2 separate regions of the Homo sapiens genome follow, and region 2 is linked to region 1. Evidence: read pairs that join two places in POLR2A ChIA-PET (ENCODE). Cell type or tissue: HepG2. All regions are shown on one strand. Each heading gives the region's core, and the rest is flanking DNA. Links, peaks and the distances in the headings are about the cores only.

Region 1 (15,433 bases), core at 6,163-11,162:
AAATTATATTCCTATGAACAAAATCTGGAGCATATTTGTTTCACTCTACCTGATTTTTCAATAATTTGGAAACTATTTGTGAGTATTCTTTTTTCTTTTGAGATGGAGTTTTGCTCTTGTTGCCCAGGCTGGAGTGCAATGACGCCATCTCAGCTCACCACAACCTCCACCTCCTGGGTTCAAGTGATTCTCCTGCTTCAGCCTCCCGAGTAGCTGGGATTATAGGCATGTGCCGCCACGCCTGGCTAATTTTGTTTTGTATTTTTAGTAGAGACAGGGTTTCTCCATGTTGGTCAGGCTGGTCTCGCACTCCTGACCTCAGGTGATCCGCCTCACTCAGCCTCCCAAAGTGCTGGGATTACAGGTGTGAGACACCACGCCCAGCTGTGATTATTCTTAACTTATGACAATAAAGTTATTTGCATAAGTGCAGTAATAATCTGTTTTCATTTGTAACAGGACACAATTGGAGAAACTGGTTATTTTACCAAGACTTTGACTGGAATGGTGTGCTTTCCATTAAGGAATCAAACTTGAATTATGGAGCCAAATAAAGCCCCTTGGAAAAACTGGCCTCATACCCCTTGTCTACTTCGCCCCTGTACAGGGTTCCTGACCTTCGCTAGGTAAAGAATGTCACTTTCTGACAGGCTTAGGAGCCCCAAATTTGTATTGGAACCCCAAGAGAGAGGAACACTCAACTCATAAGATACTTGATGGCACAAATCCATGGCTGGGCTCAGCTTTAAAAAAGTCTTATCCGAGATTCCTCCTATGGAACACAGTTCCATCAAAGTCAATTTAAAAGCCTATGTAAAAAATAATTATTCTTTTTTTTTTTTTTTTGAGTTGGAGTCACACTCTGTTGCCCAGACTGGAGTGCAGTGGCATGATCTTGGCTCACTACAACCTCCACCCCATGGGTTCAAGTGATTCTCATGCCTCAGCCTCCTGAGTAGCTATGATTATAGGTGCCCAGCATGCCTGGCTAATTTTTGTATTTTTAGTAGCGATGGAGTTTCATCATGTTGGCAAGGCTGGTCTCAAACTCCTGACCTCAGGTGATCCACTCACCTCGGCCTCCCAAAGTGCTGGGATTACAGGCATGAGCCACCGCACCTGGCCAAAAAAAAATTTTCAATTTGTTAGTAAATATGTCCTGTTCCACACCAAAATATTCTTCCATTAGAAAGCCTATGTTTCTAAAAATTATAAAATGTGTATTCATAAGTTGTTAGCATGTGACTAACATTTAAAAATTGCTTACTTCTTGCTGGGTGGTGTGGCTCCCATCTATAATCGTAGCACTTTGGGAGGCTAAGGAGGGCGGATCACTTGAGGCTAGGAGTTTGAGACCACCCTCACCCACATGGTGAAACCCTGTCTCTACTAAAAATACAAAAATTAGCCAGGTATAGTGGCGCATGCCTGTAGTCCCAGCTACTCTGGAGGCTGAGGAATGAGAATCAATTGAAGCTGGGAGGTGGAGGTTGCAGTGAGCCAAGATGGCACCACTATAATCCAGCTTGGGCAACAGAGCAGACTATGCCTCAAAAAAAAAAAAAAAAAAATCGCTTGCTTCTTGGGTTTCCAATGTGAATTAAGGTTACTAAAAGTTAAAATTCTGACTAATATATGGTAACTAAAACTAGAGATGAGAAACAATTCTATATAGAGCATATAAAGAAAATAATTTTTTTTGGTGAAAAGGTTATGAAAAAAGTCATAAAGATGTGGTTTTGTTAAAGGAAAAGTAATTTTGTCTGGTTTAGGTTGTATTAAATTGAAGGAATAAAAGAAGGAAAAAATGACGTAGATAAACCAAATGGAAATGGAAAATTGGAGAAGGAAAGAAAATGGGAAAAATTGTAAGAGGTTATCAAAGGTTTGTAGAAATTTATCTTGTGTGGTCAAAGCTGATTGATATTGGATAGAAGTTTATAAAGCTTTATTAAAATTAGCTTTAATATTAATAATACACTAATTTGGTTTTCTCTTTTAAACAAGATTTTCATGAAATATTAATAAAAGACTTTTTGAGTAGGCCGGGCGTGGTGGCTCATGCCTGTAATCTCAACACTTTGGGAGGCTGAGGTAGGAGGATCACTTGAGCCCAGGAGTTGAGGCCAACCTAGGCAACATAAAAAAAATTAGCCGGGTGTGGTGGTGCACATCTGTAGTCCCAGCTATTCCAGAGGCTGAGGTGGGAGGATCACTTGAGAGGGAAGTAGAGGCTGCAGTGAGCCATGGTCCATGCCACCGCACTCCAGCCTGGGTGACAGAATGAGACCCTCTCTCAAAAAAAACAAAACAAAAAAATATAAACCAGTCTGGGCACAGTGGCTCATGCCTATAATCCTAGCACTTTGGGAGGCTGAGGCGGGGGGGTCATGAGGTCAAGAGACGGAGACATCCTGGGCAACATGGTGAAACCCTTCTCTACTGAAAATACAAAAATTAGCTGGGCGTGATGCTGGGCACCTGTAGTCCCAGCTACTTGGGAGGCTGAGGCAGGAGAATCGCTTGAACCTGGGAAGCGGAGGTTGCAGTGAACCATGATCATACCACTGCACTCCCGCCTGGGTGATAAGAGTGAAACTCTTGACTCAAAATATATATATATATATGTAAAATATTTTAATGTTCATGCTGGTCAGCTGGGCCTAAACTCCAAAAGGGAGAAGGTATCATGAAGTGTATCTGACCTCCCTTCCCGTCATGGCTGGGAATTCCATTTTTCAGGTTTCTCTGGGGTCCTCTTGGCCAAGAGGGGATCTATTCAGTTGGATAGAGGGCTTAGAATTTTATTTTTGGTTTACAAGAGAGTTGGAGAATGACTTGGTGTAGGAAATTCACACAGTTGATGTCAGAAGTGTTGTAAGAGTAGAAGGAATGTATTTTTCTTTATATGGATTTCCTACCAGTGCAATGTTTTCTAATTTAGAATTATTCCAATTTGAAAAGATCCCACTAGTATTAAAAATGCTGGGCCAGCTGTGGTGGCTCATGCCTGTAATCCCTGCACTTTGGGAGGCCGGGGCAGGCAGATAACTGGAGGTCAGGAGTTTGAGACCAGCCTCCAACATTGCAAAACCTCCTCTCTACAAAAATACAAAAAAAAAATTAGTCGGGTCTGGTGGTGGGCACCTGTAATCCCAGCTACTCAGGAGGCTGAGACAGGAGGATTGCTTGAAACTGGGAGGTGGAAGTTGCAGTGAGCCGAGATCGCGACACTGCACTCCAGCCTGGGCAACGAGCGAAAACTCCATCTTATTAAAAAAATAAATAAATAAAGTGCTGCCCGGGCATGGTGGCTCACGTTGGTAATCCCACCACTTTGCAGGACAAGATGGGAGTATCACTTGGGAGTTTGAGAGCAGTCTAGGCAACACAGCAAGACCTCATCTCCACAAAATTAATTTTAAAAGTAGCCAGTCATGGTGGCACACACCTGTAATCTCAGCTACTCAGGAGGCTGAGGTGGGAGGCTCTCTTGAGCCCCAGGACTTCGAGGCTACAGTAAGCTATGATCACACTGTTGAACTCCAGCCTGGGTGACAGAATGAAACCTTGTCCTTCAAAAGTAAAATTTTTAAAAAGAAACACTGTGTGAGGACTGCCAAGCTCAAATAATTTAGTAAAGTCTTTGATACTAAATATAAAACACGGTCCTTTTTACATTTTGTCAGGGAGCACACTAGTAAGCCTGTGAAACCCATCATAGCTCAGCTTCTTAGCCACCATTGTAGGTTTTTACACGAATTTTTCAGACCTTCCTAACTGTACTGTCAGAAGGATGCATAAATTGAGCTAGTCAAATTAAATAGTTACGGATTGAATAAAAGCTTGGATTTGATCATACTAGCAGATCGTTCTTCCTTATTCATCAAAAATGACAAGCCCAGAAATAGCCCTGGTTGGAGATCAGTATCATTGTGCTCATAAGTTTGGTTTGAGGATAAATTGAGGCCTTGCATAAATAATCTCTCTTCATTATAGCATTGACCATCTTAGCTATATTTTACAGATTCTTCAGATGGCCACAGTGAATGGTTTGGTCATGAGAGTCTTCTTTGGGAAATAAACATACAGCTGGAGATCCCTATTAGGCTGAGGACATAAATAAATCAATGTTTTCTGGTTTGCACTGTAGCTCCAACACGTTAAAAGAAGAGGAGGAGGTGGAGGAGAAGGAGGGAGGGAAAGAGGGACGGGAGGAAAAAAATACACAGAAGAAAATACTCAAATCATAAAAGAAAGTTTAACCCAAAATATATGTGGATCGGAAAGTATTATGGATAAACCCTAAATATAGTTCTTAAAACTGGAAATTTGGCCTGGCATGGGGGCTCACACCTGTAATCCCAGCACTTTGGGAGGTTGAGGCAGGCGGATCACCTGAGGCCAGGAGTTTGAGACCAGCCTACCAACATGGCAAAACCTCATCTCTATAAAAAACACAAAAATTAGCCGGGCATGGTGGTGCATGCTTGTAGTCTCAGCTACTTGGGCTGCTGGGGTGGGAGAACCGCTTGAGCCTGGGAGGCGTAGGTTGCAGTGAGCTGAGATCGCACCACTGCACTCCAACCTGGGTGATAGAGTGAGACTCCATCTCAAAAAAAAAAAAAAAAAAAGCTGGCAATTAGTAGGGGCATTCAGAGTGCTCCCTAGACACTGTGTGTGCCTGATAAAACCAGGAGCCCGGGGGTATTTCTGCCTCTAAGCAAACAGGAAACAATAACTGCTTGGGATGTAGAGGGCTTCTTGCCATGACGTGTCCCCTGAACTTGAAGTTATGCCCAAAGGTCTCATTACCTCAGAAGAGATGAAAAAAAAATTGTAGGTGGCTGAACGAGGCAGAGAGGGAAGTTGATATAAGAAGAAAAATTGTTTAGGATTGTCAACCTAAAGGAAAAAACAGAGGCACAAAATATAATTTTAAAGAGTTTCCTTGGGCAGAGATAAGGACGGCTGCCCGGAAGACTCAGACCCAAGTAATCTTGATATGAGCTCTCGCTGGTTTTTTTTGTGTGTGTGTTTTTGTTTTGTTTTGTTTTGTTGTGTTGTGTTGTGTTGTGTTTTTTGAGACAGTCTCACTCTGTCACCCAGGTCAGAGTTCAGTGGCACGATCTCAGCTCACTGCAACCTCTGCCTCCCGAGTTCAAGCGATTATTCTGCCTCGGCCCCCTGAGTAGCTGGGACTACAGGCACATGCCACCATGCCCGGCTAATTTTTGTATTTTTAGTAGAGACGGGGTTTCACCATATTGGCCAGGCTGGTCTCGAACTCCTGACCTTGTGATCTGCCCACCTCGGCTTCCCAAAGTGCTGGAATTACAGGCATGAGCCACCAGGCCCGGCCCTCTGGTTGGTTTTTAAAGGCAAAAAGGGGCACAAGGAGTGGGGTTGATAGCAAAGTTGTTTATTAGGATTCTCACTGATTTACAGAAATAACATTGATTGATGATTGGCTATTCATTTTTGAACTACAGGGTATGAGTTATGGTGTCCAGTGTGCAGCATTGTTCGATTAATTTATAGCTACTTGTGGCAGCAGTCAGTCTAGAGTCCACATAACAAGCAGCTTGAAGAAATGGTTACCCAGCTCAAGGCGGGAGTCCCCAGCACTGTGGGAGGCCAAAGGGGGCGGATCACCAGGTCAGGAATTCAAGACCAGCCTGGCCAACATGGTGAAACCCTGTCTCTACTAAAACTACAAAAATTAGCTGGGCATGGTGGCATGTGCTTGTAATCCCAGGTACCCGGGAGACTGAGGTGGGAGAATCGCTTGAACCGAAACCTGGGAGGCAGAGGTCACAGTGAGCCACGATAGCGCTACTGCACTCCAGCCTGGGCAACAGAGACCAGGCTGCACTCCAGCCTGGGCGACAGAGTGAGACCTGACACGATCTTGGCTCGCTGCGACCTCTGCCTCCCCTGTTCAAGTGACTCTCATGCCTCAGCCTCCCAAAATGCTGGGATTACAGGAGTGAGCCACCGCACCCGGCCTCAAGATTTCTAATCATGTGTTCATGGGGGCATGCCCATGACATGTCTCCAATAAGGCTGAAGCATTCTCCCAGTGAAATGCGTGGAGCTATCTTCCTGATGGCCAGGCAGATGAAATAGCAGGTTTCCCCCAGATAAAATCTCCATTTCTCCATGTAAAATAGATTGGTGGTCAAGCCTAGAAAACAGTTTGAAGGAACTTTTCTCAAAAGTTCCAGTGTTAGGTTTCTTCAGAGGTACATACAGATAGAGGGGTGACCAAATATCTTTTTTTTTCTCATTTATTTATTTTTTTAATTTGAGACAGAATCTCAATCTGTTGCCCAGGCTGGAGTGCAGTGACACGATCTTGGCTCACTGCAACCTCTGCCTCCCCTGTTCAAGTGACTCTCGTGTCTCAGTCTCCCAAGTAGGGGATTACAGGCTGTGCCACCACACCGTGCTAACTTTCTGTAGTTTTAGTAGAGATGGGGGTTTCACCATGTTGGCCAGACTGGTCTTGAACTCCTGGCCTCAAGTGATCCACCTGCCTCAGCCTCCCCAAGTGCTGGGATTACAGGCATGAGCCACCACGCCCAGCTGTGACCAAATATCTTAAGAGACACTGCCCTTCAGTTTAGCAGCAGGGGGGGTGGTAAGCAACACCTGATATAGTCCCTCCCAACAGGATCGGAGGGAATCTTCTATTTGATGGTGATTGTAATAAACAAAATCTTCAGGTTGGAGGCCATAATCTTTTATGTCTTCATCTCCAGGGAGCTTACTGCTAAAATAACCTTTAATTAATCTAGAATTTTTAGTGAGAGGCTTTATAAGGCCTTGGCAATAATGAAGAAAATCAGCTGGGCACAATGGCTCATGCCTGTAATCTCAGCACTTTGGGATGCCAAGGCAGGAAGAACACTTGAGCCCAGGACCTCAAGACCAGCCTGGGCAACACAGTGAGACCCCATTTTCTACAAAGAATTTTTTAAAAAGTTAGCCGGGCATGGTGGCACGCACCTGTATTCCCAGCTACTTGGGAGGCTGAGGTGAGAGGATGCCTTGAGCTCAGGAGGTAGAGGCTGCAGTGAGCCCAGATAGTGCCACTCCACTCCAGCCTGGGAGACAGAGCAATACCCTGTGTCAAAAATAAAATAAAATAAAGAAAATCACCCTTAAGGAAAGCTAGTTTGTAGGCTTCTTCACTCAGGCGCATGGGTGAAGTAGAAAATTCCTGTACATTTTGCCAATTGATTTTTATTACCCTCTGTGCATTCCACCAGTTCAGAAGACCTAGGGTGATGTGTGTGTGTGTGTGTGTGTGTGTATATATATATATGTATATGTGTATATGTGTATATATATATGTATATATATATAACCAAAAAAAACTTTTGAGTAAACTGCAAAAGAAAAAAAGAAACAAAAGAAAATGACCAAATTGACCAAATTCCTTCATCATTGGCATCTTTAACCATGGCCATTTTAAGTGTTGTCCTTTTCCTTCTTGGGGAGTTCCTTCTGTGCTTCACAGCAACTGAGGAACCCATTTCACTGGTCAAATAATTTGGTCTATTTTGGTCTATTTGTTCACATGGCTGATTTTCCAGCATTTCCATTGTGCGTACCACCCTAGGTCTTTTCTTTTCTTTCTTTTTTTCTTTTGCAGTTTACTCAAAAGTTTTTTTTGGTTATATATATATACATATATATATATCTATATACACATATACATATATATATATATACACACACACACACACACACACACACATCACCCTAGGTCTTCTGAACTGGTGGAATGCACAGAGGGTAATAAAAATCAATTGGCAAAATGTACAGGAATTTTCTACTTCACCCATGCGCCTGAGTGAAGAAGCCTACAAACTAGCTTTCCTTAAGGGTGATTTTCTTTATTTTATTTTATTTTTGACACAGGGTATTGCTCTGTCTCCCAGGCTGGAGTGGAGTGGCACTATCTGGGCTCACTGCAGCCTCTACCTCCTGAGCTCAAGGCATCCTCTCACCTCAGCCTCCCAAGTAGCTGGGAATACAGGTGCGTGCCACCATGCCCGGCTAACTTTTTAAAAAATTCTTTGTAGAAAATGGGGTCTCACTGTGTTGCCCAGGCTGGTCTTGAGGTCCTGGGCTCAAGTGTTCTTCCTGCCTTGGCATCCCAAAGTGCTGAGATTACAGGCATGAGCCATTGTGCCCAGCTGATTTTCTTCATTATTGCCAAGGCCTTATAAAGCCTCTCACTAAAAATTCTAGATTAATTAAAGGTTATTTTAGCAGTAAGCTCCCTGGAGATGAAGACATAAAAGATTATGGCCTCCAACCTGAAGATTTTGTTTATTACAATCACCATCAAATAGAAGATTCCCTCCGATCCTGTTGGGAGGGACTATATCAGGTGTTGCTTACCACCCCCCCTGCTGCTAAACTGAAGGGCAGTGTCTCTTAAGATATTTGGTCACAGCTGGGCGTGGTGGCTCATGCCTGTAATCCCAGCACTTGGGGAGGCTGAGGCAGGTGGATCACTTGAGGCCAGGAGTTCAAGACCAGTCTGGCCAACATGGTGAAACCCCCATCTCTACTAAAACTACAGAAAGTTAGCACGGTGTGGTGGCACAGCCTGTAATCCCCTACTTGGGAGACTGAGACACGAGAGTCACTTGAACAGGGGAGGCAGAGGTTGCAGTGAGCCAAGATCGTGTCACTGCACTCCAGCCTGGGCAACAGATTGAGATTCTGTCTCAAATTAAAAAAATAAATAAATGAGAAAAAAAAAGATATTTGGTCACCCCTCTATCTGTATGTACCTCTGAAGAAACCTAACACTGGAACTTTTGAGAAAAGTTCCTTCAAACTGTTTTCTAGGCTTGACCACCAATCTATTTTACATGGAGAAATGGAGATTTTATCTGGGGGAAACCTGCTATTTCATCTGCCTGGCCATCAGGAAGATAGCTCCACGCATTTCACTGGGAGAATGCTTCAGCCTTATTGGAGACATGTCATGGGCATGCCCCCATGAACACATGATTAGAAATCTTGAGGCCGGGTGCGGTGGCTCACTCCTGTAATCCCAGCATTTTGGGAGGCTGAGGCAGGAGGAATGCTTGAGCCCAGGATTTTGAGACCAGCCCGGGCAACACAGCGAAACCCTGTCTCTATAAAAAAATACAAAAAATTAGCTGGATGTGGTGGTGCATGCCTGTAGACCCAGCTACTCGGAAGGCTGAGGTGAGAGGAACGCTTGAGCTCAAAGGTCAAGCCTGCAGTGAGCCATGATAGCGCCACTGCACTCCAGCCTGGGTGACAGAGTGAGACTCTGTCTAAAAAAAAAAAAATCAGGTCTCACTCTGTCTGTCACCCAGGCTGGAGTGCAGTAGCGCTATCGTGGCTCACTGTGATCTCTGCCTCCCAGGTTTCGGTTCAAGCGATTCTCCCACCTCAGTCTCCCAGGTACCTGGGATTACAAGCACACGCCACCATGCCCAGCTAATTTTTGTAGTTTTAGTAGAGACAGGGTTTCACCATGTTGGCCAAGCTGGTCTTGAATTCCTGACCTGGTGATCCGCCCCCTTTGGCCTCCCACAGTGCTGGGGACTCCCGCCTTGAGCTGGGTAACCATTTCTTCAAGCTGCTTGTTATGTGGACTCTAGACTGACTGCTGCCACAAGTAGCTATAAATTAATCGAACAATGCTGCACACTGGACACCATAACTCATACACTATAGTTCAAAAATGAATAGCCAATCATCAATCAATGTTATTTCTGTAAATCAGTGAGAATCCTAATAAACAACTTTGCTATCAACCCACTCCTTGTGCCTCTTTTTGCCTTTAAAAACCAACCAGAAGGCCGGGCCTGGTGGCTCATGCCTGTAATTCCAGCACTTTGGGAAGCCGAGGTGGGCAGATCACAAGGTCAGGAGTTCGAGACCAGCCTGGCCAATATGGTGAAACCCCGTCTCTACTAAAAATACAAAAATTAGCCGGGCATGGTGGCATGTGCCTGTAGTCCCAGCTACTCAGGGGGCCGAGGCAGAATAATCGCTTGAACTCGGGAGGCAGAGGTTGCAGTGAGCTGAGATCGTGCCACTGAACTCTGACCTGGGTGACAGAGTGAGACTGTCTCAAAAAACACAACACAACACAACACAACAAAACAAAACAAAAACACACACACACACAAAACCAGCGAGAGCTCATATCAAGATTACTTGGGTTTGAGTCTTCCGGGCAGCCGTCCTTATCTCTGCCCAAGGAAACTCTTTAAAATTATATTTTGTGCCTCTGTTTTTTCCTTTAGGTTGACAATCCTAAACAATTTTTCTTCTTATATCAACTTCCCTCTCTGCCTCGTTCAGCCACCTACAATTTTTTTTTCATCTCTTCTGAGGTAATGAGACCTTTGGGCATAACTTCAAGTTCAGGGGACACGTCATGGCAAGAAGCCCTCTACATCCCAAGCAGTTATTGTTTCCTGTTTGCTTAGAGGCAGAAATACCCCCGGGCTCCTGGTTTTATTAGGCACACACAGTGTCTAGAGAGCACTCTGAATGCCCCTACTAATTGCCAGCTTTTTTTTTTTTTTTTTTTTTTTGAGATGGAGTCTCACTCTATCACCCAGGTTGGAGTGCAGTGGTGCGATCTCAGCTCACTGCAACCTACGCCTCCCAGGCTCAAGCGGTTCTCCCACCCCAGCAGCCCAAGTAGCTGAGACTACAAGCATGCACCACCATGCCCGGCTAATTTTTGTATTTTTTATAGAGATGGGGTTTTGCCATGTTGGTAGGCTGGTCTCAAACTCCTGGCCTCAGGTGATCCGCCTGCCTCAACCTCCCAAAGTGCTGGGATTACAGGTGTGAGCCCCCATGCCAGGCCAAATTTCCAGTTTTAAGAACTATGTTTAGGGTTTATCCATAATACTTTCCAATCCACATATATTTTGGGTTAAACTTTCTTTTATGATTTGAGTATTTTCTTCTGTGTATTTTTTTCCTCCCGTCCCTCTTTCCCTCCCTCCTTCTCCTCCACCTCCTCCTCTTCTTTTAACGTGTTGGAGCTACAGTGCAAACCAGAAAACATTGATTTATTTATGTCCTCAGCCTAATAGGGATCTCCAGCTGTATGTTTATTTCCCAGAGAAGACTCTCATGACCAAACCATTCACTGTGGCCATCTGAAGAATCTGTAAAATATAGCTAAGATGGTCAATGCTATAATGAAGAGAGATTATTTATGCAAGGCCTCAATTTATCCTCAAACCAAACTTATGAGCACAATGATACTGATCTCCAACCAGGGCTATTTCTGGGCTTGTCATTTTTGATAAATAAGGAGAAAGATCTGCTAGTATGATCAAATCCAAGCTTAAAAGCTTAAAATTCAATCCATAAATATTTAATTTAAGTAGCTCAATTTATGCATCCTTCTGACAGTACAATTAAGGAGGTCTGAAAAATTCGTGTAAAAACCTACAATGGTGGCTAAGAAGCTGAGCTATGATGGGTTTCACAGGCTTACCAGTGTGCTCCCTGACAAAATGTAAAAAGGACCGTGTTTTATATTTAGTATCAAAGACTTTACTAAATTATTTGAGCTTGGGAGTCCTCACACGGTGTTTCTTTTTAAAAATGTTAATTTTGTAGGGGCAAGGTTTCATTCTGTCACCCAGGCTGGAGTTCAACAGTGTGATCATAGCTTACTGTAGCCTCGAAGTCCTGGGGCTCAAGAGAGCCTCCCACCTCAGCCTCCTGAGTAGCTGAGACTACAGTTGTGTGCCACCATGACTGGCTAATTTTAAAATTATTTTTGTGGAGATGGGGTCTTTCTATGTTGCCTAGGCTGGTCTCAAACTCCCAAGTGATACTCCCATCTTGTCCTGCAAAGTGGTGGGATTACCAACGTGAGCCACCATGCCCGGCCAGCACTTTTTTTTTTTTTAATGAGATGGAGTTTTCGCTCGTTGCCCAGGCTGGAGTGCAGTGGTGCGATCTCGGCTCACTGCAACTTCCGCCTCCCAGGTTCAAGCAGTTCTCCTGTCTCAGCCTCCTCAGTAGCTGGCATTACAGGCGCCCACGACCAGACCTGGCTAATTCTTTTTTTTGTATTTTTGTAGAGAGGAGGTTTTGCAATGTTGGAGGCTGGTCTCAAATTCCTGACCTCCAGTTATCTGCCTGCCCTGGCCTCCCAAAGTGCAGGGATTACAGGCATGAGCCATCACACCTGGCCCAGCATTTTTAATACTAGTGGGATCTCTTCAAATTGGAATAATTATAAATTAGAAAACATCACTCTGGTAGGAAATCCATATAAAGAAAAATACATTCCTTCTACTTTTACAACACTTCTGACATCAACTATGTGAGTTTCCTACACCAAGTCATTCTCCAACTCTCTTGTAAACCAAAAATAAAATTCTAAGCCTCCTATCCAACTGAATAGATCCCCTCTTGGCCAAGAGGACCCCAGAGAAACCTGAAAAATGGAATTCCCAGCCATGACGGGAAGGGAGGTCAGATACACTTCATGACACCTTCTCCCTTTTGGAGTTTAGGCCCAGTTGACCAGCATGAACATTAAAATAAAGATTATAAGACTGAGTAAACAAACTATGGCAGTGAGATGCCAAATTCCAGGCTGACTGGCATAGCATGACATGACAGATGGCAAACCATGAAGGAAATAAAAATATTTTAGTCCAAAATAGATGTCTTTGAATATTTTGGAATGGCCCTACAAAGCTGTCTTTTGGGGTGGGGGTGGGATTTGCATCTGCAGAGAATTTTCATCAATGCAGCCAGGCCTTCCCTTTCTAGGCTTTTTCTGGACCTAGGAAAGGCTAAATTAGGGTCTTGACACCTTTAAGATCTGAAAAGAGACATTCACCATCTATTCTATCTGAGGGCTGCTACCTAGGAGGCTTCATCTACATAACAAGAATCTTGGCCTCCACAACCCACCTTATCTTATTGCAAGCATTTCTTTCTACTGAGACAAAGCTTAGCTCTTTCAACCAATTGCCAATCAGAAAATCTTTGAACCTACCAATGACCTATAATAGAGGCCCCACTTCAAGACATCCCACCTCTTTAGTCTGTATACACTGATTTATGATTTTACCTAAAATTCCTGTCTCCCTAAAATTTATAAAACCAAACCATAACCCAACAACCTTGGGCACATTCTCAGGACTTTTTGAGACTGTTCCCCAAGCCATGGTCACTCGTATTGGCTCAGAATAAACCTCTTTTAATATTTTAGTGTTTGGTTTTTCTGTTAACACTCTGCATACAACAACTGGGTCTCCCACAATTTAATTCAATTTGACACTACCCAGAGTTAGGGGAGACCCCACAGGTTAGGAGCTTACTTCCCACAAGACTGTTCCCCCTTCAGATGATGACACAAGTAGTGGGTCCCCAGGTGACCCACAGTTCCGTCTGACATGGCTATAAATCAAGGGTTCCCCTAAGCCCCCTTCATGTTCAATAATTTGCTATAACAGCTCAGACAACTCAGGGAAACACTTTACTTATGTTTACCTGTTTATTATAAAGGATACAAATGAACGGTGAGATGAAGAGGTACACAGGGCAGAGGTCTCTGGAAGGGTCCCAAATGCAGGAGTGTTTGTCCCTGTGGAGTTTGGAGTGTGTCAACCTCCTGGTTCGTGGATGCATTCACCAACCTGGAAGCTCTTTGAACCCCATCTCCATCATTTAGGGTTTTTATGGCAGCTTCATTACATAGGCATGATTAAGGAAAACACTGATCGTGAGTGATTCACTACATCTCCAGCCCCTCTCCCTCCCCTGAAAGTCATGGGGTGGAACTGAAAGCTTTAACCCTTTAATCACGTCTTGATCTTCCTAGTGATGGTATGATGTGGCTGTGTCCCCACCCAAATTTCATCTTGAATTGTAGTTTCCACAATCCCCACATGTCATGGGAGGGACCTGGTGGGAGATAATTTAATCCTGGTGGTGGTTACCCTCATGCTGTTCTCGCAATAGTGAGTTCTCACGAGCTCTGATGGTTTTATGAGGGGCTTCCCTCCCACCCCCTCGCTCTCATTCTTCTCCTTCCTGCCGCCATGTGAAGAAGGATGTGTTTGCTTCCCCTTCTGCCGTGACTATAAGTTTCATGAGGCCTCCCCAGCCCTGTGGAACTGTGAGTCGATTAAACCTCTTTCCTTTAGGCCAGGCATGGGGGCCGAGGCAGATGGATCACTTGAGGTCAGGAGTTCAAAACCAGCCTGGCCAACATGGCGAAACTCTGTCTCTACTAAAAATACAAAAAAATTAGCCAGGCATGGTGGCAGGTGCCTGTAATCCAGGCTACCTGGGAGGCTGAGGCAGGAGAATTGCTTGAACCTGGGAGGCAGAGGTTGCAGTGAGCCGAGATCGTACCACTGCACTCCAGCCTGGGTAAGAGAGGGAGACTCCATCTCAAAAACAAACAAACAAAAACCACCAGCAACAACAACAACAAAACACCTCTTTCCTTTATATAAGTTACCCAGTCTCAGGTATTTCTTCATAGCAGTGTGGGAATGAACTAATACAGGTGACTACTCACATGTGGCAAATGCAGACAAGGGCACTCTGTGCTATTGGGATGCTGAGGTGGGGGTGTGATAGGAGTTTGGCAGGACTTGTTTCCCAAGACATAGGTCACAAGGACCCCCCTGATAAAACAGGATGTGGTAAAGGAGCCAGCCAAAACCCCCCAAAACCAAGATGGTGATGAAAGCGACCCTTGGTCCTCTCACCGCTCATTATACACTAATCATAATCCATGATTTGTCCATGGTGAAGGAAACTCCCACCAGAAACACGACAGCTTACATACGCCATGGCAACATCCGGAAGTTACCCTATATGGTCTAAAAAGGGGAGGAACTCTCATTTCTGGGAATTCTCTGACCTTTTCCTGGAAAATTCATGAATAAGCCACCCTTGTTTAGCATGTGAGCAAGAAACAAACATAAAAATAGCAACCTGCAACTCTCACGGCTGCTCTTCCGATGGCATAGCCACTCTTACTCCTTTACTTTTAAAATAAACTTGCTTTCACTTTACTCTGTTAACTCTTGAATTCCTTCCTGTGCAAAGCCAAGAACTCACGTCGCCTCCTGGGCTGAACTCCAATGTGGGGGTTCACCCTGTGACAGGTGGATGGGCTGGAGTCCAGGAGTTCGGGTCCAGCCTAAGCAACATAGTGAGACCCCCCATCTCTATTTTTTTCTCAGACAGTATAAGAGACAGATGAAGCAAAGTGCATAAATGGCTGTGAGGAGCATGTGGTTTGTCAAAGCTGGAACTTTATTTACAAACAAGTTCCAGCATTATCTGAGTGGGTGCTGCTAACAATTATAGCGTGTTCTTTCAAACTGCAGACTGGGATTAGACGGTTTGCCAAAAAGCC
Region 2 (15,433 bases), core at 5,930-10,929, 170 kb before region 1:
GCTAAGGCAGGAGACTGGTGTGAACCTGGGAGGTGGAGCTTGCACTGAGCCGCGCCACTGCACTCCAGCCTGGGCGACAGAGTGACACTCTGTCTCAAAAAAAAAAAAAAAAGAGTCTCAAGTCTTAGGGCAGGGCGTGGTGGTAAAAGCCTGTAATCCTAGCACTTTGGGAGGCTGAGGCTGGTGGATCACCTGAGGTCAGGAGTTCGAGACCAGCCTGATCAATATTGTGAAACCCCGTCTCTACTAAAAATACAAAAATTAGCCGGGTGTGGTGGTGTGTGCCTGTAGTCGCAGCTACTCAGGAGGCTGAGTCAGGCGAATTGCTTGTACTCAGGCAGCGGAGGTTGCAGTGAGCTGAGATCTCGCCACTGCACTCCAGCCTGGGTGACAGAGCAAGACTCCGTCTCAAAAAAAAAAAAAGTCCCAAGCCTCTCCACACCTCACCCCTAACAGGAGCCCACTCTCTCCACACCCCCTGCTGGGGATGAAAGGCCATCCCTCCCCTAGCATCGCAGCTCAACCTTTGCTAGGTGCCATGGAGTGAAGTGGATCCTGCCTGCCTTTCCGGGGGGCTTCCCTCACTCCCCAGCTGTAGCTGGGCAGTAGCCCTCTCCTGGGACCACTCATCTGGCCCAGGGGGCACAGGAGTACAACCTGTCCCCCATTCTGGCCACATTTCCTCCACGACCTGGTCTTTCCCGGCCACGGGGAAGAGGAAGTGTTTGCCCAACTCCACAAAAACACCACAACCTTTCTGCACATACAGGGCAGGGGTCCCACATCAGATGGGCCAGGAACTGCAACTGCCCCTGAGAACCAGTGGCCTGAACAGACACAGCCACTGGGGCCACTAATCCAGGACCCAGAGTCTCTGCTACCCCACTCCAGGCTGCGGGGCCGGGGCGGGGGGGGTTCCCACTCCACACCTCTGAGAGCCTCCGTACTTCCAGAGCCCCACAAGGAGGTTCTGCCCTCAACTTGGGAGCCACCCTGGCAAAGACCCAGCCCCTCTTTCCCAGCTACACTGCTTTCCAAGAGTTCATCCAGCGAAGGGGTTGAGGGACAGGTTGGGAGGGTGGGCTGGGGGTCCTTCCTCTAGGTGCATGCCCCAGAGTCGTGCACACTCTTCCCCACACCCCAACTCTTCTCACTTGCGCTCCTGATGAGCTAAGAGGAGTTGACGCTGTCACCCCGGGACGGTCGGCTGCCCACCCTTCGCACCCTGCACCCCGAGAGACACCCCCGACCCCTCCCCCGGAGTCTCCTGGCTGCAAGTCGGCTCGCCTGCAGGCAGGGCGGGGGCGCACAGCACCTCCGGGTGGCGGCGCAGACCCGGCGGGGACCCCCGAAATCCTCCCGTCCCGGGAGGCGACCGCGGCCCAGACCCAGCGCGGGACCGCGAGCGCGCGCGGACCTACCCGCTCCACATCCCGGCGCCTCGGGGCGCCCAGGCGTCCGTTCCCAGCGCCGCCGCGTCCTCCCAGCGCCGCGTCCCCGCCCGCCGCCGACTCCGCCAGGGGCCGAGCCGCCCCACCGCCTGTCAGCCCTGCCCGCGGCCGGTCAGTAGGTCTCAGACGCCTGGGCTCGCGGCCCCCAGCCCAGCCCCGACCCTGCCCTGGGCGGGTCACGTGGCGGAGGGGGGAGCGGCCCGAGGACACGTGCCCGGCCCCGCCCCTCCGCCGGCCCGGCGCTGGGATCCGGCGCGCGCTCCCAAGGCCTGGCCCCACCCGGCCCGCCGCGCCGGGACAGGGAGACCACGGCGCTCGGAGGGAACCCGGCCCCCAACATCCCGCGGGCCGCGCCGCGCTCAGACTCCCCAGCTGACTCCTCCTCTCCAGTCGCCCTCCGCACCACCCACTTTGGGCCACCCCTGCTCAAGAACCTACAATGGCTCCCGAGCTCTCAGCTCTTCGATTCTCACACAGATTGTCACTTAAGGCCAGCAGACACCCTCCCCCCTCCTCACCCGGCCCTCCTTCCCTAGGCTGTCTGCTTAGTGCCTGTCCCTGTGCAACATCCTGCCTGCTGGGAAGGGGAGGGGACAAACCCGAAACAAGTTTTCTGAGTCCTACTCTCTGAGTTTTATCCCGAAGGAGTTTCCACTTCTGGTCCAACTCTCCTCACTCAGCCTCCTGCCACTTAACACGCTCTGCCCATCCCTGCCTTTACTCACCATCTGCCCTCTGGATAGTATTCCCCACCCCACCCCCACCGACACACACACATACACACACCTGTCTGGTCCCACATCCTCCGTGAAACCTTCCCTGAATCCCAGACGACTGGTCTACCTGTCCCTCAGTTCCTCTGTCCCACCCATTCTGAGTCCTGATCATTCGTCTCAACTTCAGCCTGGGACTGGACCAGTAAGAGCAGAACCCGTCTTCTCTCCCGCCAGGTACCATGGCTCCCACCTTCCCTGTCTAGGGGAGGACTGGGAGCGTGGTGGGAGGTACTTCCCCTTCTAGGTGCTACCAGAGGTCCCAGTGCTACCCCTCCAGGCCCACTGACTCAGGCCGCAGGCTCAAGTTAGTCAGATCTTCGTTTGAGGATACATTTTATTCATTCATTCTACTCATTCATACATTCAGCCACTCCATCTGAGCATAGACTATGGGGCATGCAAGGGGCTGGGGACCCAGCAGGAAACTGTACAGACATAGGTTCTGCCCTCCTGGGGCTCCACGTTGGTGGAGGATGGAGGATGGGGGACGTATTCTCTAAGACCTCCACGTCCAGGGCACAAATAGACAATGCTCTTTCCCCGCTGGGCACAGCGCACAGCAAGGTATGGAATCTGGAGAGTGGAGGCGAGGCTGGATTCTATGCCTTGCTTGCTCCCTTGGCCAGCACTTTGTGCAGTGAACAACCTAGGCAGTTCTCCATAGCATCCCTTCCAACTTTCTAGAATCATTCAGCCCAGGCGTCCCATAGCCATCACTCAGCAGGGCAGTTGTTTCCATGGCCACGGCTTCCAGAGGGCAGGGATTCTCTCTTTCTTGGAGCTATGTTCCCCTACCCCACCCCCAGCCCAGCTCAGGGTCTGGCCCACCCAAAGCAGATGTCCACATGTGTTTGCTGGCTTGAATCCCTCATCAGTTGGTCTTGAGCAACTGTTGTCTTCCTGGCCCTTATTTTGTTCACTATTTAGAGAAGGAGGAGAAAATGACACAAAAGGAACCCAGCACAGGGCCCTTGCCCTCCAAGTCTTCACAAGCCCCGGCAGGAGATAAGTCATGGCAACCCAGACCAGTGGGAGATAAAGGGTGGAGGAGGCGTCAGCTCAGGGCTATGTCCCTGGAGGAAGAGTCCTCAGCCTGGGAGGTCTGGTGGACCGGGGAGGCCCTTGAGCGAGGTCTTGAAGGACAAGTCTGTGGTCACCACTCTGGAAGCATCCACACTCAATTTCTAACCAAAAATAGCCTGTCATCCATGCTTCCTGCTACCATGGACTCCTAGGGCTCACTGCCTCCCCCAGTAGGGAGGACCCTCCTGCTCAGCTGAACTTGCTCCTCAGTTGAAAAGGATGGGCTCGGAGAAGTTAAGGAACCTGCCTGATATCACACCAGCCAGGGGCAGTGGGGCTGAGTCCTCTTACACCCGTTTTCCAAAAAGACCACCCAGAAACTAGAGGCTCACTGGCAGCTGCAGCTGTGTGCAGCCAGGCAGCAAGAGGTTCCTGAGCACATGCTAGGTGTCTGGCCAGTGGCAGGGAAGGGATAAATAAAAGTTGTGTCCTCTGCCTACAAGCCACTGCCCTCCTCAGCCTCCCTCCCTCTATCTCCCTCTGCCTGCTCCATCCCAAGCCTGGCAGCCTTGACCACAGACCCTTGGCTGAAGGCAGCTGAGGAGCAGGAGACAGTCAGCCTGGACAACCCAGGCCCTGATTCTGGACTTACAGGTGTGTCCTCAGCTCACTGTGTGACCCAGGATGAGTGTCTTGCCCTCTCTGAGCTTCAGTCTCCACCTCTGTACAGCCACCAAATTGGACAAGACAATCAGAGCCATTGCCTAGGACTCTCTGAGCCCAGCTTCTCACACTGGCTGCCCTGAAGCTTGCCAAGACTCCCCCTCCCCTCCATGCCCCAGGTCCTGAGCTCACCTGTCTGTGCCCCAGGGCTCTTCTCTCAAGTTCCCCTCAAGTACAGGGCACAGGCCTGATGGGGCGTAGCGGACAGTCCCTGCACTCATGGCCAGGAACACGGGACATGTCCCTCGGGCGGGGCACCCAGCGTGCTCCTCAGAAGAGTCCATGCTTGCAAGGCCAGACTGAGGGTCCCTCTGGAGGGTGCCGGGAAGGGAGGTAGCAGGAGCCTTCTTCCCCCCACCAGGCTGAGCCTCACACTAACCTTTGCTATCTCCCCAGAGCAGCAGCCTGGGAGGGAGGCACCACCTCCCAGGACAGCCGCTATCTCCTTCAACCCCGTAATTATTAACTCCTGTGGCTCCTCAGGCAGCAGAAGACACTGGGCCCTCCTTCCTGGGCTCTGGGCCAGGGGAGGTGAGACACCTCTAGGGGAGGCCCCGTGTTTCAGCCAGGCTCCCAGATGGTCCGCTTGTCCCCTCACCACGCAGGCTGGGGTGTTGGAAAGAGCCCGTCCAGCCTTGATCCTGTCATAGCTGTCATAGCTGGCTGTGTAGCCCTAGACAGGCCCTCCTGCCTGTGACCACAAACCTGAATATCCCCTTAAAACTTTGTTATTGGTGGGGCGCGGAGGCTCACGCCTGTAATCCCAGCACTTTGGGAGGCTGAGGCGGGCGGATGACCTGAAGTCAGCAGTTCAAGACCAGCCTGACCAACATGGTGAAACCCTGTCTCTACTAAAAATACAAAATTAGCCGGGCATGGTGGCGCATGCCTGTAATCTCAGCTACTCGGGAGCCTGAGGCAGGAGAATTGCTTGAACCCGGGAGGCGGAGGTTGCGGTGAGCTGAGACTGGGCCATTGCACTCCAGCCTGGGCAACAAGAGCAAAACTCCGTCTCAAAAAACAAAACAAACAAACAAAAAACTGTTATTTTTTATTTTTTTTCTTTATTTTTAAATTCTTTTTCTTAGATTTGAGATTCCCAGTTTTGTTTTTTGTTTGTTTTTAATTTTTCAAGGCAGGGTCTCGCTCCGTCACCCAGGCTGGAGGGCAGCCTCAAACTGCCCAGCTCAAGCCATCCTCCCACCTCAGCCTCCTGAGCAGCTGGGACTCCAGGCATGTGTCACCATGCTTGGCTAATTTTTAAATTTTTTTTATTTTTTGGAGAGATGGGGTCTCACTACCCTTAAAACTTCTCACCACCACCGCCCAGGAACAACTCAGCGGTAGCAGCTGGGAACACAGGCCCGGGGTCAGACGGGCTGGATTCAACCCCACTTTCAGACGGTGTGCCTTTGAGCACGTTAGCCTCTCCGTGCCTCAGTTTCTCCAACTATGAAATGGATTCTCACCCTCCAAAGCACACCAGGCCAGTTGCCATTGCCCAGATGTGCCCATTCCTCTTCTTTCCACATACTATCCCCCCTGACTGCTATCTCCACTGCATCCTGCCTCTGCTAGTAAGTTTCTCTTTTGTTCATACCCCCTCCTCTAGGAAGCCCTCCCCTGTGGGTTACTTTTTTCCTCTGCAGGCACCAGAGCCCTTAGACACATGGTTAGCCCTGCGTCATGACAAACACCCCCTGGAACTGTTGGACACTCCCACAAGAACTGAGTGGCCCTCTGGGCAGAGGCTGGGCCATCCTCGTCACCCTTCTCAGTGTCACCTTGCCTGGTACACAGACTCCATCCACCTGTGGGATGGTGTGAATGTGCCACCCTGTCTTCATTTGGCCCAAATTCTCATCCTAGTTCTGCCACTCGCTGACTGTGTGGCCTTAGGCAAGTCACTTAACCTCTCTGGGACTCAGTTTCCTCATCTATATAAAATGGGAAGTTCTCCCCTGTGAAATAGTGAGTATTAAAGCAGATAACATTTGTGGCCAGGTGCGGTGGCTCATGCCTGTAATCCCAGCACTTTGGGAGGCCGAGGTGGGAGGATCGCTTGAGCCCAGGAGACCACCCTAGGCAACAAACCGAGACCTCATCTCTATTATTTAAAAAAAAACCCGTCTCTACTAAAAATACAAAAAATTAGCCAGGCGTGGTGGCGGGCGCCTGTAGTCCCAGCTACTCGGGAGGCTGAGGCAGGAGAATGGCGTGAATCTGGGAGGCAGAGCTTGCAGTGAGCCGAGATCACGCCACTGCATTCCAGCCTGGGTGGCAAAGCGAGACTCCGTCTCAAAAAAAAAAAAAGTTTAAAAAAAGAAGACAGCTGGGGGCGTTGGCTCACGCCTGTAATCCCAGCACTTTAGGAGGCCGAGGCGAGTGGATCATCTCTGAGGTTGGGAGTTTGAGACCAGCCTGACCAACATGGAGAAACCCCATCTCTACTAAAAATACAAAATTAGCCGGGGGTGGTGGCGCATGCCTGTAATCCCAGCTACTTGGGAGGCTGAGGCAGGAGAATCGCTTGAACCCAGGAGGCAGAGGTTGCGGTGAGCTGAGATCCCACCATTGCACTCCAGCCTGGGCAACAAGAGCCAAACTCCGTCTTGGAAAAAAAAAAAAGAAGAAGAAGATAACATTTGTGAAGTGTCTGCCACAGTGTAGACTGAAAGAAGTGTTTCCTTCCTTCAGTGTTTCCTGCCCCGTCCTCCTGCCTGTACTTCCCTCTTCTTTCTGGTTAGCCTCTGAGTCCCTGCTGGGGAGAAGCTGCCAGTTCCTCACACCCCACCCTGCCCCGCCCCGCCCAGCGGATAACAGTATCTCCCACTTGGGCTTTGGGCTGCGAAGCTCTCTCAGCCTAATGCAAACCAGATGCTGTCCTCCCTTTCCTGGCAATGAATTTTCCATGGCCTGCTCCCACCCGCTTCCTGTTTTTGCTCCTCTCTGATCCCCCTGCTCAATTCTCCTGTGCCCCCACCTTCCTCTGCTGGGCAACCTCTGGGCTTACCTGGAAACAATTAATGGAAAACAGGATATGTGAAGGGTGGGGGTCTCCCCATCACCCCAACATGGCAAGAGGGGAAAGGGCTTGGCCTGGCTGGTGGCATCATATGTGGGAGTTGGTCCCTCCCTGCCAAGACCCCACCAGCCTCTTGGCCGGGGGCGGGAGAGGGGAAACTGAGTCAGAGTTGCTGGAGACTTTATGGAAAAACCTGTTATGTTTCTGGACATTTAGACACAGCTTGGACTGGATGGGAAGCTTTGAGGATCTTGTCTTTGGTTGTAACTTCTTAGAAAAAAGGCAGAGCCAGAAAAGGCCCGATTGTCTCTTCTTGCAGATGAGGAAACTGAGGCTCAGAGACTCATCCAGGGTCACTTGTGAGTCACAGCAAGAAGCAGCCAGGTCTGGGACGTCTTGTCAGTAAAAGCCGCTGCCTGAAGTCGCCTCCCCTTCTTGCTATCTCAGCGTCATTCCTGCCTGCCCTTCCCCTGCCTCTGCATAGAGCTCAGTCACGAGGGGAGGCTCACAAGGCCACCATCCGCCTGCCTGTGGTGCAGACACCTCCCAGCTGGCAGGCTCAAGGCAGCCACGCACACCTGGCTGGGCAGACTTTGAAGCAACTGGATTTTTCCCCTGCAGGGCTGGGCGCTCAGCAGAGGGGCCCTGGGTAAGCCCCAAAAACATGTGTGCAGGTGGGCCCTTCCTTGGTCCACTTGACCCTGTGAACTTCCTCAGGTCAGCCAGTGCTGGTCCTCAGAGTGAGGGCTCCCCCATTTCCATGAAAACAACAGCCCCAGGGTTCCTGAAAGCCAGTTCTGGCTGCCCCTCCCTCCGCCAGCTGTGCAGGGTGTTTGGACAGCGCGGATGGAATGTTTTGCAGCCAAAGTCCTCCCTGGATCTCTGAGCTCAGATTTCAAGCAGGAGGGAAAGAGGACGCTGGTTCTGGCTCCAGGGAGAGGGGAAGCGACTCAGGAGGTCAAACTTGGGCCTGGAGGCTCCCTGCTCTGTCCCCAGGCCTGACCAAGACCAGGCCCAGGCCCCTCAGGGAAGGGCAGGACAGAGCGTGTGGAGGCGGCCGAATGGGGTCACAGCTTTGCTCAGGCCAACCTGGTGAAGCCAGGCCCCGGGGACAGTCTGGGCTCAGGGAGGGGCTCAGCCCAGGACAGCACTTTGAGAACACTAAGATTCACAACAGACCTCCTTCGACCACCATCTCCATTTTTTAGGGAGGGCAGTTGGGGTCCAGAGAGGGCAGGCACTTGTCCCAGGTGGTACAGCATGCTGGGTACAGAGCGGGGCTAGCAGCCAGGCCTCCGGAAGCTAAACTTGCTCTTTTCACTGTCCAGGAAGTTCCCATCCTCACTCTCAGCCCCAGAGATACAGCCCCTGCCAGTAAGTCGTCATCTTTGCTTCTTCCCCAAAAGATGCAGGCAAAAGAATCTACTCAGAAAGTCAGTTCACAAAGCAAGCACAGACACTAAGCTCCAGGCCAGCCTCTGAGAGATTCGAATTAACCTACTCGAGGACAAGGCAGAGGCCCTGAGAGACAGGATTCCTGGCCCATCTCCTGCTCTGGGGCCAGAGCTCCCCCAGTTCTCCACCACAGCTGCCCAGGCCCCTCAGCGCCCCCACGAAATGAATCCCTTCTCTGGCTGCGAAGACCCATAAGTTCTAGACACAAATATATGGAAGCTAGTTTGAGCCTCAGTTTACCCACCTTAAACCTGGGAGGATTATCTTTGTTCCACTTGACTTATCATCATATTGTGGGGTGCTGATGGTGAGGGCCGGGAAGTGCTGGTGAACCCCTTTGGAAATATCAACAGTTCCCGGTAATGAAACTGACCTCAGACGAAGAAGGGAGGAAGGAAGGAGGGGATTCCTTTGGGCCCAGATGGGTGTGGGAGTCTGACCAAGGTGCCTGGGGCCTGAGCTGAATTCCTAGAGATGAAACCTGTTCACCCGCTCTCAACTCCTCAGAAGGAAAGCTCAGCCACCTTGTGGAATTATTAGAGAACAGAGAATCCATCAGAAACCTTCGGGGGGAAAACATGACTAGTGGAGGAGGGTGTGACCCCCAGAGAGCTGATGACTCCCTTCCAAGGTGGCAGAATGTGGGGTGAACTGGAGACTGTGCTAGGATCTTTACGCGCAATCTCAGATTCTGTTCATCCTTGCAGCGGCCCGACAGTCCTTGGTGGTCCTTCATTGCTTTCTGTTCCCATTTTAAAGATGAGGAAACAGATTTGGAAAGGTTAAAGGATTTGGCCAATGGCTAACAAGTAAAGGAACTCAGATTTTAACCCAGGTTTGTCTGACTCCAAAGCTTGTTTTCTTATCTCTCCACCAGTCACTCTCTCAGGAGGAAGGGTAAAGTGAGGCTTTTTAAACAAAGTAGGGATTGAAGAATCAATAGGATTTAAATATCCATATAGAGCCGGGTGCAGTGGTTCACACCTGTAATTCCCAGCACTTTGGGAGGCTGAGGTGGGTGGATCACTTGACGTCAGGAGTTCAAGACCAGCCTGGCCAACATGGTAAAAACCCTGTCTCTACTAAAAATACACGAATTAGCCAGGCATGGTGGCACACACATGTAATCCCAGCTACTTGGGAGGCTGAGGCAGGAAAATTGCTTGAACCCGGGAGGTGGAGGCTGCAGTGAGCCAACATCACACCACTGCACTCTAGCCTAGGCAACAGAGCAAGACTGTGTCTCAAAAAAAAAAAATCCATATAGAAATGAAGGATGGACATTCCCTGCAGAGGGACCAACAGGTAAAAGGCCTGGAGGTGGGAAGGGCAGAACACAGACAGAGAGAGGCAAACCCTTCACTTTGCCAGGAGCTCAGGCTCATTTGGGGGACAGGAAAAAAAAAGTCTGGAAAGGCAGCCTCAGGTTAAATCCTGAAAAGCCTTGGAGGCGAGTTAAAGAATTTGGACTTTATTCTAAAGGCTCCAAGGAGATGGTTAAACATTTTTGAGCAGAGGAGAGAAATGATCAGAGCCCTGCTTTGGGAAGATTAAATGGACAGCTGTGTGCATAAAAAATAGAAGTGAACACTTATTACACATCTAGCAAGGGAAAGACTTTCTAAACTTGGAAACATTTTGAAGAGATCTTAACAGAAAAAGATCAATAGATCTGTCCGCATTCAAATGTAAAGCTGCTTTATGCTCCTTCCTGCCAAAAAAAAAAAAAAAAAAAAAAAGCCAAAATTAAAAGGCAAATAACTTGGCGAAAATATTCCCAGGCAATGGCAATGCGTTAATATAGTTAACACATAAAGAATTTGCGAAAATCAATAAGAAAAAACACTGGGAGCTCAATAGAGGTGTTCACTCATTCATCAGATTTTTAAGAACACACATGCCAAGTGCTGATGGCATATTAGTGAACCAGACAGACAATGTTTCTGCACTCATGAAGTATACAGTTTAGGAGGGGATTATGTGTAGCGGGGGATTCAGACATCTAATTACAGCATGATATGGTTTGGGTATTTGTCCCTCCAAATTTCACATTGAAATATGATCCCCAATGTTGGAGGTGGGCCTTGTGGGAGGTGTTTGGGTCATGGGAGCTTGGTTCCCTCATGAATGGCTTGGTGCCCTCCCTGTGGTAATGAGTTGCTGCAGGATCTGATTCTTTTTTTGAGATGGAGTCTCACTCTGTCGCCCAGGCTGGAGTGTAGTGCCGCCATCTCAGCTCACTGCAACCTCTGCCTCCTGGGTTCAAGTGATTCTCCTGCCTCAGCCTCCAGAGTAGCTGGGATTAAAGGTGCACGCCACCATGCCTGGCTAAATTTTGTATTTTTAGTAGAGATGGGGGTTTCACCATGTTGGCCGGGCTGGTCTCAAACTCCTGACCCTGTGATCTGCCCGCCTCGGCCTCCCAAAGTGCTGGAATTGTAGATGTGAGCCACACCTGGCCGAGATACAGAAAACTTTTATTTCATCACTCTTTCTTGCCTGGTGCCAGGCCCATGCAATGCCACAATCTTGGCTCACTGCAACCTTCAACTCCCAGGTTCAAGCGATTCTCCTGCCTCAGCCTCCTGAGTAGCTGGGACTACAGGCACTATGCCCCGCTAATTTTTGTATTTTTAGTAGAGACGGGGTTTCAGCATGTTGGCGAGGCTGCTCTCAAACTCCTGACCTCAGATGATCCACCCGCCTTGGCCTCCCAAAGTGCTAGGACTATAGGCATGAGCCAACGCACCCAGCCAGATCTGATTCTTAAAAAGAGTCTGGGACCTCCCTCCATCTCTCTCTTTTTCTCTCTCTCACCACTTGACATGCATGCCCCCCCCTTAACCTTCTGCCATGATTGGAAGCTTTCTGAGGCCCTTATCAGAAGGAGATGCTGGTGCCATGCTTCCCGTACAGTTGGCAGAACAGCGAGCCAGAGAAAACTCTTCTATACAAATTGCCCAGACTCAGGTATTCCCTATAGCAATGCAAAACAGACTAACACACAGGACCACAGGTCAGGTACAAGGATAGGGGAAGTGCAAAGTCGTCTGGGAGCACATCCAGGAACTCCCAACCTAGACTTAAGGTTAGGAGTCTGGAAAAATTTCCTGAGGCAGGAGTTTGGGAGTGGAAAGGGAGACCATTGAAAGAGTTGGGGCTGGCAAGAGAGTCAGGGGCTAGATCTTGTGGGGCTTTGTATGTGGTATGGTTTGGCTCTGCATCCCTGCCCAAATCTCATGTTGAATTGTAATTTCCAGTGTTGAAGGAGGGGCCTGGTGGGAGTTGACTGGGTCATGGTAATATATTTCCCCCCTGCTGTTCTTGTGCCAGTTCTCACAAGATCTGGTTGTTTAAGAGTCTGTAGCACCTCCCCCTTTGCTCTCTTCCACTTGCTCTGGCCATGTAAGATGTGCCTGCTTCCCCTTCACCTTCAGCCATGATCGTAAGTTTCCTGAGGCCTCCCCAGCCATGCCTCCTGTACAGCCTGCAGAACAGTGAGCCTATTAAACCTCTTTTCTTTATAAATTACCCAGCGTTGAGTAGTTCTTATAGTAGTGTGAGAATGAACTAATACAGTATGCTAGGTAAGGAGTTCAAACTTTATACTTAAAGACTAAGAGGAGTCATTGAAGGATTTACGCAGGAGTGTGATGTGAACGGATTCACATATCAAAAAGATGGCTACTATGGATAAGTGTGGAATGGCTTGGAGAATTTCTGCTCCTTAGGGATGTGGTGGACTTGAAGCAGAGAGGAGCCTTCCTGCTACAGAAAAAAAAAAAAAAATTCTAGAAAAAGAGGCTATAATTCTTTGAGGATGTGTTGTCTATCAAGCTCTAGGCCTTGTCTGCCAAAGCCACTTCCTTACCCACAAAGGAAAGTGCAGCCAAAGCTGGGAGCTTTGGCCAGGAGGGAGGTTGGGGACATGAATGTGGGCATCTACATGGTGCTAGGACCCTCCAAATACATGGAGCTAGGACCCTCAAAATACATGAAGCTAGGACCCTCAAAATATATGGAGCTAGGACCCTCAAAATACACAGAGCTAGGACCCTCAAAATACACGGAACTAGGACCCTCAGAATACACAGAGCTAGGACCCTCAAAATACATGAAGCTAGGACCCTCAAAATACATGGAGCTAAGACCCTCCAAATACATGGAGCTAGGACCCTCCAACTACATGAAGCGAGGACCCTCAAAATACATGGAGCTAAGACCCTCCAAATACATGGAGCTAGGACCCTCCAACTACATGAAGTGAGAACCCTCAAAATACATGGAGCTAGGACCCTCAAAGAGGGCTGAAGTGTTTCATGTTGGTGACACCCCTGGCTCCAGGCAGAAGCAGATTCAAATCCTCTTTGGAGGAATGTGTCCAAATTTAGATATGAAGGATTCCTATTGCTCAATATCAAGCAGTGAGCTCACAATCAGAGATCACCAGCACATAAAGATGCTAGCCACTATGAGTAAGAATCAACAGAAACAACACACAACAGATTTAGATGCTACAGAACTCCAGGTAGTGGTCTCCTATATATGATATAGAAAGGTTAACACATGAATTTTTAGAATCTGTTTTTAAAGAAAAAGAACACACACAAAATTTACAAAAAACAAAAAAAAATTATTTTTAATTATGGCTACATTATAGTTGTACATATTTGTGGGGTATATGTGACCTTTTGACACAAGCATACAATGTATAATGATCAAATCTGGGTAACTGGGATATTCATCACCTCAAACATTTATCATTTCTTTGTGTTGAGAACATTACAAATCATCTCTTGTAGCTATTTTGACATATATGATAAGTTATTGTTAATATATACATATGGGCAGGCATGGTGGCTTCCCAGCACTTTGGGAGGCTGAGGCAGGTGGATCGCTTGAGCCCAGGAGTTTGAGACCAGCCTGGGCAAAATGGTGAAACCCTGTCTCTGCTACAAACACAAAAATTAGCTGGGTGTGGTGGCATGCGCCTATTGTCCCAGCTACTTGGGAGGCTGAGACACAAGAATCGATTCAACCCAGAAGGCAGAGGTGCAGTGAGCTGCCGAGATCGCACCACTACACTCCAGCCTGGGTGACAGAGTGAGACTTGGTCTCAAAAAGCTTTAAAAAAATTTAAAAAAAAATGTATGATCTGAACATGAATAAACAACAAGAGATTATCAAGGAGAACCAAGCAGATTTTTTTTTTTTTTGAGACAGAGTCTTGCTCTGTCGCCAGGCTGGAGTGCAGTGGTGTGATCTTAGCTCACTGCAAACTCTGCCTCCTGGGTTCAAGCGATTCCCCTGCCTCAGCCTCCTGAGTAGCTGGGACTACAGGTGTGCACCACCACACCCAGCTAATTTTTTGTATTTTAGTAGAGACGGGGTTTCACCACGTTGGCCAAGATGGTCTCGATCTCCTGACCTTAAGTGATCTGTCTGCCTCGGCCTCCCAAAGTGCTGGGACTATGGGCATGAGCCACCGCGCCCGGCTTTTTTTTTTTTTTTTTTTTTTTTTGACAAGGTCTCACTCCGTTGTTGCCCAGGCTGGTGTGCAGTGGTGCAGTCTCGGCTCGCTGCAACCTTTGCCTCCCAGGTTCAAGTGATTCCCCTGCCTCGGCCTCCTAAGTAGCTGGGACTACAGGCGAATGCCACCACCATGCCCGGCTAATCTTTGTGGTTTTAGTAGAGGCAGGGTTTTGCCACGTTGCCCAGGCTGGTCTCAAACTCCTGGGTTAGAGTGATACACCTGCCTCAGCCTCCTGAAGTGCTGGGATTACAGGCATGAGCCACCACTCCCAGCCAAGCATAGACTTATAAGGTCTATGAAATCAAGAATAGAAAATAGAGAATGGAGGGGAGGTGATATTTGTTTAATGGGTATGGAGTTTCATTTGGGAAGATAAAAAATGTTCTAGAGATGGATAATGGTTGCACAACAATGGGAATGTAATTAATGTCACTAAACTATATACTTAAAAATGTTCAAAATATTTTTTAAAAAGGCATATTTGACCACCTAAGCATAAGGATATGGAAAGGGTGAGCTTGAAAAAGTTACACCAAAAGCAAGGTGGTATTTCTGCATTAATAACCAAACTTTAAGACGAATCATGGTGAATTATGCATGTAATCCCAGCACTTTGGGAGGCTGAGAAGGGAGGATCACTTGAGCTCAGGAGTTCAAGACCAGCCTGGGCAACATGGGGAGACCCCATCTCTACAAAAAATCAAAAATTAGCCAGGCGTGGTGGTGCAGGCCTGTAGTCCCAGCTACTTGGGAGGCTGAGGCAGGAGGATCACTTTAGCCTGGGAAGTCAAGGCTGCAGTGAGCTGTGATCATGCCACTGCACTCAGTCTGGGCAACACAGCAAGACCCTGTCTTAAAAAGACCAAATTAATAACAAACTTTAAGACGAAAAACATTATTAGTGTAGAGGTGGTCACTATGCAGTAATAATAAAGTGATGACAATGTTTAAAAAAAATTCACCAGATAGATATAACCATCTAAATTAATATGTGCCTAATAAAATAGCCTAAAATATTTAAAGCAAAAATAATTAAAGCTACAGGGGAAAATAGACACATCTATCATTATGGTGTGAGATGTCAACAAATGTCTCTGAACTACGGCTACATCAAGGCAGCAAAACATCAGGAGCTGGTGGCAGCAGAGACCACTGGCCTTGGTAGTAACTGAAGTATAGAGCACTAGATCAAAGCGAACCGATAAGCAATTTGATCCCTAGGTCCCCTCCTCTACTCCATGCCACTGGCCAACTGCCCCTTTCTTAGTCTAGCATAACACTGGAGATTTATTCTCTGGAGAAGGCAAAACAGAAGGTCTTTGGGCCAGTAGCTGAATAAGAGGGTTAAGTGATTATATACACACTGAAATCCAAGACCTCCAACCCTCTTCTGTCACTTGTCAGCCAAAGTGGCAACTCACTCAGTCACCAGGAGGGTAAAGACAGA

The links. Peaks named below come from ENCODE experiments on the same cell type or tissue, not always from the same donor. Only the 100,000 strongest peaks of a DNase experiment are listed, where the experiment ranks them.
Region 2: POLR2A ChIA-PET joins it to region 1 with 9 read pairs; 4 of 35 experiments call an interaction of 5 or more read pairs at or near these places.

Annotation. Positions count from the first base shown.
Region 1 is chr11:62,090,410-62,105,842 of GRCh38, forward strand. No RefSeq gene overlaps it. Among named protein-coding and RNA genes, the nearest start is that of LINC02733, 16 kb to the left of the region's middle. RefSeq lists an enhancer at 12,666-13,167. In HepG2, for the core only: no CTCF peak of the experiment used is centred there; a DNase peak (open chromatin) is centred at 9,262.
Region 2 is chr11:61,915,936-61,931,368 of GRCh38, forward strand. RAB3IL1 (RAB3A interacting protein like 1) reads right to left here and starts at 1,631. Exons shown (of 10, transcript NM_013401.4): 1 at 1,422-1,631. The coding sequence starts at 1,432. RefSeq lists enhancers at 7,278-8,027, 7,782-8,076. In HepG2, for the core only: no CTCF peak of the experiment used is centred there; DNase peaks (open chromatin) are centred at 7,516 and 7,846; H3K4me3 peaks cover 1,303 bases; H3K27me3 peaks cover 34 bases.